Linked DNA regions of Homo sapiens: region 1 is linked to region 2. A link is an interaction called in ENCODE POLR2A ChIA-PET data of the cell type or tissue named here. Cell type or tissue: Panc1. All regions are shown on one strand. Links, peaks and the distances in the headings refer to the core of each region. The heading gives the core; the rest is flanking DNA. Region 1 has its middle 31 kb from the start of LINC01702. Region 2 holds the start of LOC124904197 (a long non-coding RNA gene).

What was found. Peaks named below come from ENCODE experiments on the same cell type or tissue, not always from the same donor. Only the 100,000 strongest peaks of a DNase experiment are listed, where the experiment ranks them.
Region 1: POLR2A ChIA-PET joins it to region 2 with 9 read pairs; 4 of 35 experiments call an interaction of 5 or more read pairs at or near these places.

The regions. Positions count from the first base shown.
Region 1 is chr1:67,550,520-67,555,901 of GRCh38, reverse strand. No RefSeq gene overlaps it. Among named protein-coding and RNA genes, the nearest start is that of LINC01702, 31 kb to the right of the region's middle. In Panc1, for the core only: no CTCF peak of the experiment used is centred there; no DNase peak of the experiment used is centred there; H3K27ac peaks cover 685 bases.
Region 2 is chr1:67,618,813-67,624,194 of GRCh38, reverse strand. It overlaps LOC124904197 (a long non-coding RNA gene), which reads right to left and starts at 5,109. Exons shown (of 2, transcript XR_007066160.1): 1 at 4,530-5,109. In Panc1, for the core only: no CTCF peak of the experiment used is centred there; no DNase peak of the experiment used is centred there; H3K27ac peaks cover 3,987 bases.

The sequences.
Region 1 (5,382 bases), core at 183-5,182, 68 kb after region 2:
AGTAAATTAGGCACAATTTACCTAATTGCTCACACTTTTAATCTCAGTGGAAATGAAACTGCTTAAATTACAAAGGTGATAAGGCTTTGAAAGATGTAGACAGGTGTGGTTCCTGGCTCCAGAAATCTCTCCTCCTCTTGTGTGCGTGCCACCCTCCCCTCCCTCCTCACGCTGGGCCCTCCCCGATGCCTGCCATTCTCTGCATTCCTCACACGTGCAGACCCTGCGCCTTGGGCTACAGCTCCCGAGTGGAGACAGGGCAGGACTGTAAAGCACTCTGGCAACAGATCAGCCATCTTCTGGCTGCCTCTGCCTTCCAGCTGCCTCTGCTTCCGGCATGCCAATAATTGGGCCTCTCGTTTGACCTGTTCCCTGGTGCTGGTCCATCTCCCTCATGCCAGGACCTGGCTCCTGCACCTCACCCCCTTTGGCGTGGCATTTCAGCAAAGGCTCTCCTTTCTCTACTTGACTGGGCCTCAGCCTCTGCTGTTTCCTCTCTGCTTAATCCTTCCACACACCTGCAGCCAAGTAGTTGTGTCAAAGGTCTTTAGGAGCCAGATGATCCCAGAAGGTGCATGCATTGCCATTCATTTTTGGGATTCATTAAAGAAATCCAAGGGGACCCAGAGGGGCACAGAATAGACTAGTTTTGAAGGAGGAAAGAGGCCAGTGTGGATGTGATGAAAGCAGCAGGTCTGAGCAGAGAAAACGCCAGAGAGAGAGAGAGAGAGAGAGAGAATGCACACACGCACTCGGGAGAGCAGGTGCTCTGAGCATCCAATAGGCAGCAGCATCTAGGGTGATAGATTCAGGCAAAGAAAGGAAGGAGCCCACAAATCAAAGCTCTTTCCTACATCAAAATTGTGTTACATTAGGCTCCAGCCACCCTGGCCTTTCAGTTGCTCCAACGCATCAAACTCCTTCCTACCATATGTGGTCCCCTCTGACTAGACAGGCTCCTTTTTACTCATTCTATAAAGCCAGCTTACAGGTCCCCTGCTCAGGGAGGCCTCGTTAGACTCTGTGGCCAAGTCCTGAACTATAAACTCCCATCCCATCCTTTCTTTTTTGTTTTTTAGATGGAGTTTCTCTCTCGTTGCCCAGACTGGAGTGCAATGGCACGATCTCAGCTCACTGCAACCTCTGCCTCCTGGGTTCAAGTGATTCTCCAGCCTCAGCCTCCCGAGTAGCTGGAATTACAGGCGTCCCCCACCACACCAGCTAATTTTTGTATTTTTCGTAGAGACGGGATTTCGCCATGTTGTCCAGACTGGTCCCAAACTTCTGGCCTCAGGTGGTCCGCCCCCTCAGCCTCCCAAACTGCTGGGATTGCAGGTGTGAACCACAGTGCCCGGCCCATTCTTTCTTTTTCTTAGCATCCCCATATTAGTCTGTTTTCACGCTGCTAATAAAGACGTACCCAAGACTGAAAAGAAAGAAAAGATTTAATTGGACTTACAGTTCCACATGGCTGGGGAGGCCTCAGAATCATGGTGGGAGGTGAAAGACACTTCTTATATAGTGGCAGCAAGAGAAAATGAGGAAGAAGCAAAAGTGGAAACACCTGATAAACCCATCAGATCTCATGAGACTTATTAACTATCACAAGAATAGCATGGGAAAAACTAGCCTCCATGATTCAATTACCTCCCCCTGGGTCCCTCCCACAACACGTGGGAATTCTGGGAGATACAATTCAAGTTGAGATTTGGATGGGGATACAGCCAAACCATATCAGTCCCCTATATAATCATAATTACTATAATGAATCTGCCTTTATTTGTATAAGATATCTCTTCTCTACTAGATGGTAAGGCTATGAGGAAAGGGATCATCTCACCCAGGATACTGGAGTGCAGTGTTACAGTCATGGCTCACTGCAGCCTCGAACTCCTGGACTCAAGCAATCCTCCCACCTCAGCCTCCCGAGCAGCTGGGACTACAGGCATGCACTACCATGCCCAGCTAATTTTGTAGAGATGGGGTCTCACTGTGTTGCCAAGGCTGGTCTCAAACTCCTGCCCTCAAGTGATCCTCCCACTTCGAACTCTCAAAGTGGTTAGATTACAGGTGTGAGCCACTATGGCCTGCCTCTAGCTTAGCTTTATACCCAACTGTGCCTGATAGCCTTTGGCCCTTTTAGTTAGGTGAGCCAATATGTTACCAGTTCATCCCCCAGAAAGTGGACTCTGAGGCACATTTTAAGGTGCAAAATATTTATTAGGGAATGATGTACAGATCAACACTTGAAGAAGGAAAGGAAGGGAGCCGAAGATGCAGAGGGAGGACTCAAGCCAAAAGCAGACAGCCTAGGCTGAACCCAGGAGAAGTCCAGGAGCTAGAGTGACCTTCTAGAGTTCCTGGAGTTGGGTGAAGATGACCAGACATTTGTACTCTGGCATTGATCATTCATTGACTGCAGGTTATCCCAGGAAGGGGTATGAACGTGGGCAACATGACTTCGCCACAGAGTAATCCTTGAAGGGGTTAGTGGTCACAGGTTGTCTGCTGTCTATGGCAGAGTCAAGTTAGAAATTCAAAGGCTTTCTCAAACCAGCCCGGGCAACATAGGGAGACCCCATCTCTACAAAAAATAGAAAAAATTAGCCAGGTGCAGTGGTGTGCACCTGTAGTCCCAGCTACTCAGGAGGCTGAGGCAGGAGGATCACTTGAGCCTGGGAGGTCGAGGCTGCAAGTGAGCTGAGATTGCGCCACTACACATGGTTACTATAGTGGCAGTAGAAGCCTTTAAATGGAGGATTTGTTCATTTCTCCACCCATCTGACCATTTATCACAAATATGTGTTGAGTGCCTTCTAGGTTCCAGGTACCCCTCCATAGCACAGGAAGAGCCTACTCATCACGCCACAACTGGAGGTTTCTTCAAGACTGGAGAAAGTATGTGATAGGGGAGGGGAATGGGTGACAGGACAGAGCAGTGAAGAAAGGGAATAAAAGTTCTTGCAAAGCAGAACCCACACCTACAAGAAAAGAAACAGCTAATGAATATCAACTATACAGAGGCACTCACTGTACATTATTTCATCTCCCCAGTGAGCCACAGATATTCCTGTCTCACTTTGCTAAAGAGGAAACTGGGCCTCAGAAAGCTGACATAACTCTGTCTCACGATCCCATAGCTCCAAGTGGTACCAGGTTCAAACTCTGCTCTCCCTGAATACAGGGCCATTTGCTCAACCTTTTGCCTGAAGACCTTGGCTCAGCCCTTGCTGGCAATTCATAAACCCACACACAGAGGGCTTCTAATGCAAGTGGGTTTTGTGGTGTCTAGGGAGATACCACTGGGGGCAGCCCAGTATTTAACAAACTGAGTCTGCACAGCCACGTGCTCCGTGCCTGCTTGCCCTGCAGGTGAGCCCAGCCTGCTCACCTGACCTGGCCTGACTCCTGATTGTGCTTTTTCCTGGTGAGTCAGCTCAGCCCTCCTGAACCCGGGCTGTACTCTGACTCCAGTGAACCTGGCCACAGCCACACTGGCTCAGCCAAGAGGGCCTATAACCCTTTCTCTGATGCCCTACCTACTCCTACATGAATGATCTCATTGAATAAAACAAGTGTAAGTGAGCTCATTTCCATGGAAATATCCAATCCTCCCATTGTCTGTGTCCTTCCATGAAAATATAAACTATCCTGCCGGTTGGTAAACTCCTTCTGGGCAGAGTCAAAATCTTATTCAACTTTGATTTCCAGTACCTAGTGCATTACCTGGCTAGAGCAAATGCTCATAGTGCATTCTATGAAAAAACGGAAACTGATCAACAGGCAAACAATAAGCAAAGCTACAGTCACTGAAAACTCAAATGACACCAACAAAAATTCCCATTTGCTCTATTATATCAGAAAGATCTAGATTTAGAATATGTTTTATCCACTTAACAAATGCATACTGAACACCTGCTAAATGCCAGGCATCGTGCTAGGTACTGGAAAGACATCATTGAACAAGAAGATACTGTTCCAAACATCATGAAGCTTAGACACTCGTAGAGGAAACCAGCATCAAGCAAATTATTGATCAAATGATGGCCACAGTGACCAGGAGAACAGAAAACAAGCATGGTGCTGTGCCTATGTGTGGTCGGTGCCGGTGTGGCCTCAGGGGCTGCAGAAGTTTTTCCAATGGAAGGGATTTTTAAGCTGAAACCTCTAAAAGATGAATAGAAATTAACCAGACAAACAGGAAACAACTACTATGACAACAGGGAGAGGCTCTGTCTGTCCATGAGTCTAAGGAACTGGAGAAGGTTTGTGCAGCAAGAGCACAGAGGACAAAGGAAGTGGGGCGGGTTGATGCTGGGTGACACAGGGTAATGCCGGGTGACACAGGGTAATGCCAGGTGACACCAGTTGATGCTGCTGCTGAGAAGCATGTGCCCAAGTTGTGCAGGACTCTATGAGCCATGACGAAGGATTTGAATTTTTTAAATAAAAGAAATTATAGGCCCAGTGCTGTGGCTCACGCCTGTAATCCCAGCACTTTGGGAGGTGGAGACGGGCAGATCACGAGGTCAGGAGTTCGAGACCAGCCTGACTAACATGATGAAACCCTGTCTCTACTAAAAATATAAAAATTAGCTGGGCACAGCAGCACGTGCCTGTAAGCCTAGCTACTCAGGAGGCTGAGGCAGAAAAATCGCTTGAACCTGGGAGGTGGAGTTTGCAGTTAGCCGAGATCACGCCACTGCACTCTAGCCTGGGTGACAGAGTGAGACTGCATCTCAAAAAAAAAACAAAAGAAAGAAAGAAAAGAAATGGTAAATCATTGATAGTGTTTAAGCAGAAGAGTGACAAAATGAGATTTGTGTTTTATTTATTTATTTATTTAATTTTATTATTATTATACTTTAAGTTTTAGGGTACATGTGCACAATGTGCAGGTTAGTTACATATGTATACATGTGCCATGCTGGTGTGCTGCACCCATTAACTCATCATTTAGCATTAGGTATATCTCCTAATGCTATCCCTTCCCCCTCCCCCACCCCACAACAGTTCCCAGAGTGTGATGTTCCCCTTCCTGTGTCCATGTGATCTCATTGTTCAATTCCCACCTATGAGTGAGAATATGCGGTGTTTGGTTTTTTGTTCTTGCGATAGTTTACTGAGAATGATGATTTCCAATTTCATCCATGTCCCTACAAAGGACATGAACTCATCATTTTTTATGGCTGCATAGTATTCCATGGTGTATATGTGCCACATTTTCTTAATCCAGTCTATCATTGTTGGACATTTGGGTTGGTTCCAAGTCTTTGCTATTGTGAATAGTGCCGCAATAAACATACGTGTGCATGTGTCTTTATAGCAGCATGATTTATAGTCCTTTGGGTATATACCCAGCAATGGGATGGCTGGGTCAAA
Region 2 (5,382 bases), core at 81-5,080:
TAGGTCCATTCTCCCACCTCACAGAAGAAAATCACATCTCACTGCTGGCCAGACTTACCCTGGGGCACTGCTCCAAGGTGGAGAAATCTCTGTGCTACAAAGGAACAACCCCAGGCTGGCTACGGTGGCTCATGTCTGTAATCCCAGCACTTTGGGAGGCTGAGGTAGGCAGATCCCTTGAGTCTAGGAGTTCAAGACCAGCCTGGGAACATGGCGAAACCCCATCTCCACAAAAAAATATAAAAATTAACTGGGCATGGTGGTGCGCACCTGTAGTCCCAGCTACTTGAGAGGCTGAGGTGTGAGGATGGCTTGGGCCTGGAAGGCAGAGGTTGCAGTGAGCTGTGTTGGTGCCACTGCACTCCTAATTTCTTTTTTTTGTTTGTTTAGTTTATTATTATTATTATACTTTAAGTTTTAGGGTACATGTGCACAATGTGCAGGTTAGTTTCATATGTATATATGTGCCATGCTGGTGCGCTGCACCCATTAACTCATCATCTAGCATTAGCACTCCTAATTTCTAATGACTGGGAAATAAATCTATGTGCAAGTCATGTGGTGTTCAATTCTTTGCTTTCAACAGAATGGAAGGACGTAACTGAATTGTCAGCTGATAGATCGTTTAAAATATCTTTATGGTAAATGGCTATGTTATCTTCGTCTTATATCTATGAAATAGTTTAAACTTGAGTGTCAATGCTATGAATTCCATTCCTACCTACTTACTTATGTGAACACAGCTTCTCAATGTTTCTATCTGTAAAAATAACAAATAGAAATAGAATGGATACTACACCCTGTCTCATTCTAGCAATAAATAATTCACTCATGGGATGCAAGAAGCAGTTGAGAAAAAGTGCCACTCAGCTTACCAATAAATGTGATTCTAATAAAAACTTACTTTTTAAGTTTAATAATTATGCATAAAATTTATAATATTCCTCTGTTGTTTTGGTTAATTCTGTGCTAATCATAACTAAATTCAGAAAAAATTTAAAACACTTGCAGCATTTAATTTACATATGTATTTTTTTGTTTTGTTGTAGAGGTAGAAAAGTATAGTAGAATGATAAATAAAAGGTTTTCAAGCATTATTATTTTAGAATGAACTTCTGTGTAGAAGTGAAATGGAGAAAAATGATGAAAATGTATATTAAAGAGCTTGTTTATATAATTTTAACTAGATGATGGATCTCAAATCACTATAGTTGGTGTCAAATTGCTGTGGTATTTAGAATTCTTTGAGAAACGTTTAAGAGCTTTATTTTTATTTATTTTTTTAATTTTTTTGAGACAGAGTCTCACTTTGTCACCCAGGCTGGAGTGCAGTGGTGCGATCTCAGTTCACTGCAACCTTCGCCTCCTGGGTTCAAGCAATTCTCCTGCTTCAGCCTCCCAAGTAGCTGGGATTACAGGCACAGACCACTGTGCCTGATTAATTTTTGTATTCTTAGTGGTTTTGCCATATTTGCCAAGCTGGTCTTGAACTCCTGACCTCAAATGATCCACCCTCTTTGGTCTCCCAAAGTGCTAGGATTACAGGCATGAGCCACCGCGCCTGGCCAAGAGAGTAATATAAGAGCTTTATTTTTAAATGGTACTATTTATAATATGTTCAGAAATTACCTCCTTTGCAACCATCTCAATGTATCATAAAATTTTTAGATATTTAAGTTAAAAGATGGATGAAAGTATACCATTTTCAAATTTTATGGAAGGGTATACGGGCAAAGATTTGGAGATAAGTGCTTTACAGGATCTCTTTTCATGAACAGATAAAAATGTCAAGTAATCAAGAATGATATTGTGGAAATAGTGCTTCTACCAATAATCATTTGTTCTTCTTTAAAAGACTAGTTATAACACTGCCTTGCTTATTACACATGTACCTGGAAAACCTTTACACACAGACCATGCAAAGACAAACCTCTCTCACTTAATCACAAGTAGATGTTTAGAATTCAAAGTTATTAATCTATTAATCAGATTTCACCTAACTGTGTGAATAAGAAGATAATACACGCAGCTATAAAAAACAATGAAATCATATTCTTTGCAGCAACATAGATGCTGCTAGAGGCCATTATCCTAAGCAAATGAATGCAGGGATAGAAAACCAAATACTCCATGTTCTCACTTATAAGTGGGAGCTAAACACTGGGTATTCGTGGACAGAAAGACGGCAACAATAGACACTGGGAACTACTATGGGGGAAGAGAGAGAGAAGGTCAAGGGTTGAAAAACTACCTATTGGGTACTATGCTCACTACCTGGGTGATGGGATCAATCACACCCCAAATCTCAGAATCATGTAATATATCCATGTAACAAACCTGCACATGTACCCCTGATCTAAAATAAAAGTTGAAAATTTTTTAAAAAAAGAAAATACAGTCCATAATAAATAGCTTCAAAGAGAAGTACATTTGAAGAACAAAATACAGAAAAAAAAGAGGATAAGGCTCATAACAAAAAGCAAATTAAATATGTTGCCAGTGAGGCTGAAGAGAAAAAATAGGCAATGGCAAAGGGATGATCGCTACACTTCCCACCCCAGCTGTCTTTTGTAGACCGTATTTTCTATTTTTAAGATACATATGTTGGGGCCCTGCAGTTCTAGAAAGAGATGGAAAAGGCAAAGAATAGCAATCAAGAATAATAAAGAGCTGATTTTGAGAGGCCTGGATACATCTTAAAGCAATATATTTATTACAAGATTTATGTTTCTGTCTAAATGTAACAGGAAGTCAAATGGCAACCCAAGGGATGTTTTAGAAAGAGCCAAACTTTGAGGAGGAAATTATTTAGGGTACATTAGGATGTATTTCAGTTCTTTTGAAGGGATTAGCTTTAGTAAAGGATCTTTGGTGATCAAAATTCCTGCTGAGATTTCTTCCACTATATAAAAGAAGAAATAGAATAAAAGGAAAATAAAATTTGAGGTTAAAATGGCATTACTGGGCTGGACCCAGTTGCTTATGCCTGTAATCTCAGCACTTGGGGAGGCCCAGGCAGGCAGATCACTTGAGGTCAGGATTTTGAGACCAGCCTGGCCAACACGGTGAAACCCCGTCTCTACTAAAAATATAAAAATTAGCTGGGTGTGCTGGTACATGCCTGTAATCTCAGCTACGCTGGAGGCTGAGGCAGGAGAATTGCTTGAGGCAGTCTGGGAGGCAGACATTGCAGTGAGCAGAGATCATGCCACTGCACTCCAGCCTTGGAGACAGAGCAAGACCCCATCTCAAAAAAAAAAAAAAGGTCTTACCCCTATTATAAGATGATCAAATTGTAGCTTGAAATAATTCTAAAAACTAAAGACAATTCTTGGTTATGAACTTAATAATAATGGATGTTTTTAATACTATTATATCAATAACCCCATTATTAACAATATTAATAACTGAGTATTCAGTTTTATACCTAGTTTTCAAGCTTCATTTAAGCAGGAAATCCTAAAATCTCTGGTAGAGGTGTCAAAATGGTCTAAAGGCAGAGGGATGTGGAGAAGACATGAATGATTCACAGTAGAGATTTTTCAAGTGTGAAAATTAAGGAGCCAAGTGAATATAGCAGGAAAGTGGATTTTTTAGTTCACTCAAGAAAGAACAGATTGCTTGCTTTTTTTCTTTTTTCTTTCTTTTTTTTTTTTTTTTTTGAGACAGAGTCTTGCTCTGACGCCCAGGCTGGATTGCAATGGCATGATCCCAGCTCACTGCAACCTCTGCCTCCCAGGTTCAAGCAATTCTCCAACCTCAGCCTCCCAAGTAGCTGGGATTACAGGTGAGCACCACCACGTCTGGCTAATTTTTGTATTTTAGTAGTGACGGAGTCTCACCATGTTGCCCAAGCTGGTCTCAAACTCCTGACCTCAAATGATCCACCTGCCTCGGCCTCCCAAAGTTCTGGGATTACAGGCGTGAGCCACTGCGCCTGGCCAAGGCTTGTTTTTAATAAAACAAAACAATTATCTCAATTGTGGTCCATTCCAACATCATATATTAAGTGGTGGTACTGTGGGATCAAGTGTAAGGCTCTTCTTCATTAAACTTGCCCCTCCTTCTGCATCTGTGAGTCCACAACCTGCACAACTGCACATGGCAGCCTTAATCCACTATCACCCATTCGCCTAAACTAGAAACCTGAGACTCGTCGTTGATTTCCTCTCATATTTTTCTTATCCGCTTCTCTCACTCCTGACTGCTTCTGCCTAGTTCCCAAGCTGCTCCTGGGAGTGTTTGTCTCCTAGCAAAGAGCTCAATGAACATGTATAGAATAAATGACTTGATTTGATATGAGCTATGATTAACTCTTTTCTCCAGGAGTGCTCTGCCAAGAATGAGACGATGGACACAAAAACCCCTTGTTCTCTAGACTGTTCAGGTGTCATCTCCTCCAAGAAGCCCTTTGGATTCTCTCCCTCCAATCAGACTGGGGTATGTGACCCTCCTCTGATTTTCCAAAGCAACCTGTGCTTATCTTTACCAAAAACACAATTCTGTCTCATAACAATCAATTTGCTTACCTGCATGCCCCACTAGATAGGAACTTTTACACCTGGATCCTCAGCACCTCACATAGTATCTGGTACAAAGTGCAAAGACAATGAGTGTTATTGAATGAGTGGATGAATGATATAAAGAACAAGTGCAGTAAGAGATACACACAAAGTAGTCCTAAGGGGAGACAGATGAAGGAGAAGCTAAATCTGCTGTTGGGTTGAGTAACAGTGCCATTTGAACTGGTCTTGAAGGATGAGTTGCAGTTCTCCTAGTGATCAAGGCAAGGAAGGGTATTCCAAGCAAAAGGAATAGCATGAACAAAAAAGCGTGTATGCAAGAAAGCACATGCAGTATTTAAGACCATGGGAGCCTGGCAAAGCTCAAGAACAGCTTTCAGTGGGAGGAAAGGAGGCAGATGTGGCTAGAAAGATTGTTTTAAACAAGTTATGAAAGACCTGGAAGGGATACCAAGGGGTTTGAAGATTATAAGATAGAAAGCCACTGCAGTTTTAAGGCAGAGTAATAACACGATCAGCTCTCTAAAAGAAAAAATAATATTTTCTTTCCTTTTCAGTGACTAAAAGTCATAGATCTAACTTCCTCCATTTTTAGATTTCTTGATACTTCATGAAAATAAAAAGTAAAGGCCAGCTGAAGCAATTATTCCCCTGACTGGTCTGAACGAGGGATTTTTCTTTTTTCTTTTTCTTGTTTTCTGGCCAGTCACTTGGTGAAGTGAGTGCATCATACAGCTGGGAAAACACGAGCTTCTCGAGTTTGTTTGGCTTCTGAGCGATGTGGGTGAGCGCAAGTCTGGGCAGTGTGTCAGCTCCTTCCTGAAAGTCTGGGTCAAGGAAGTCCACAACACAACCTTGT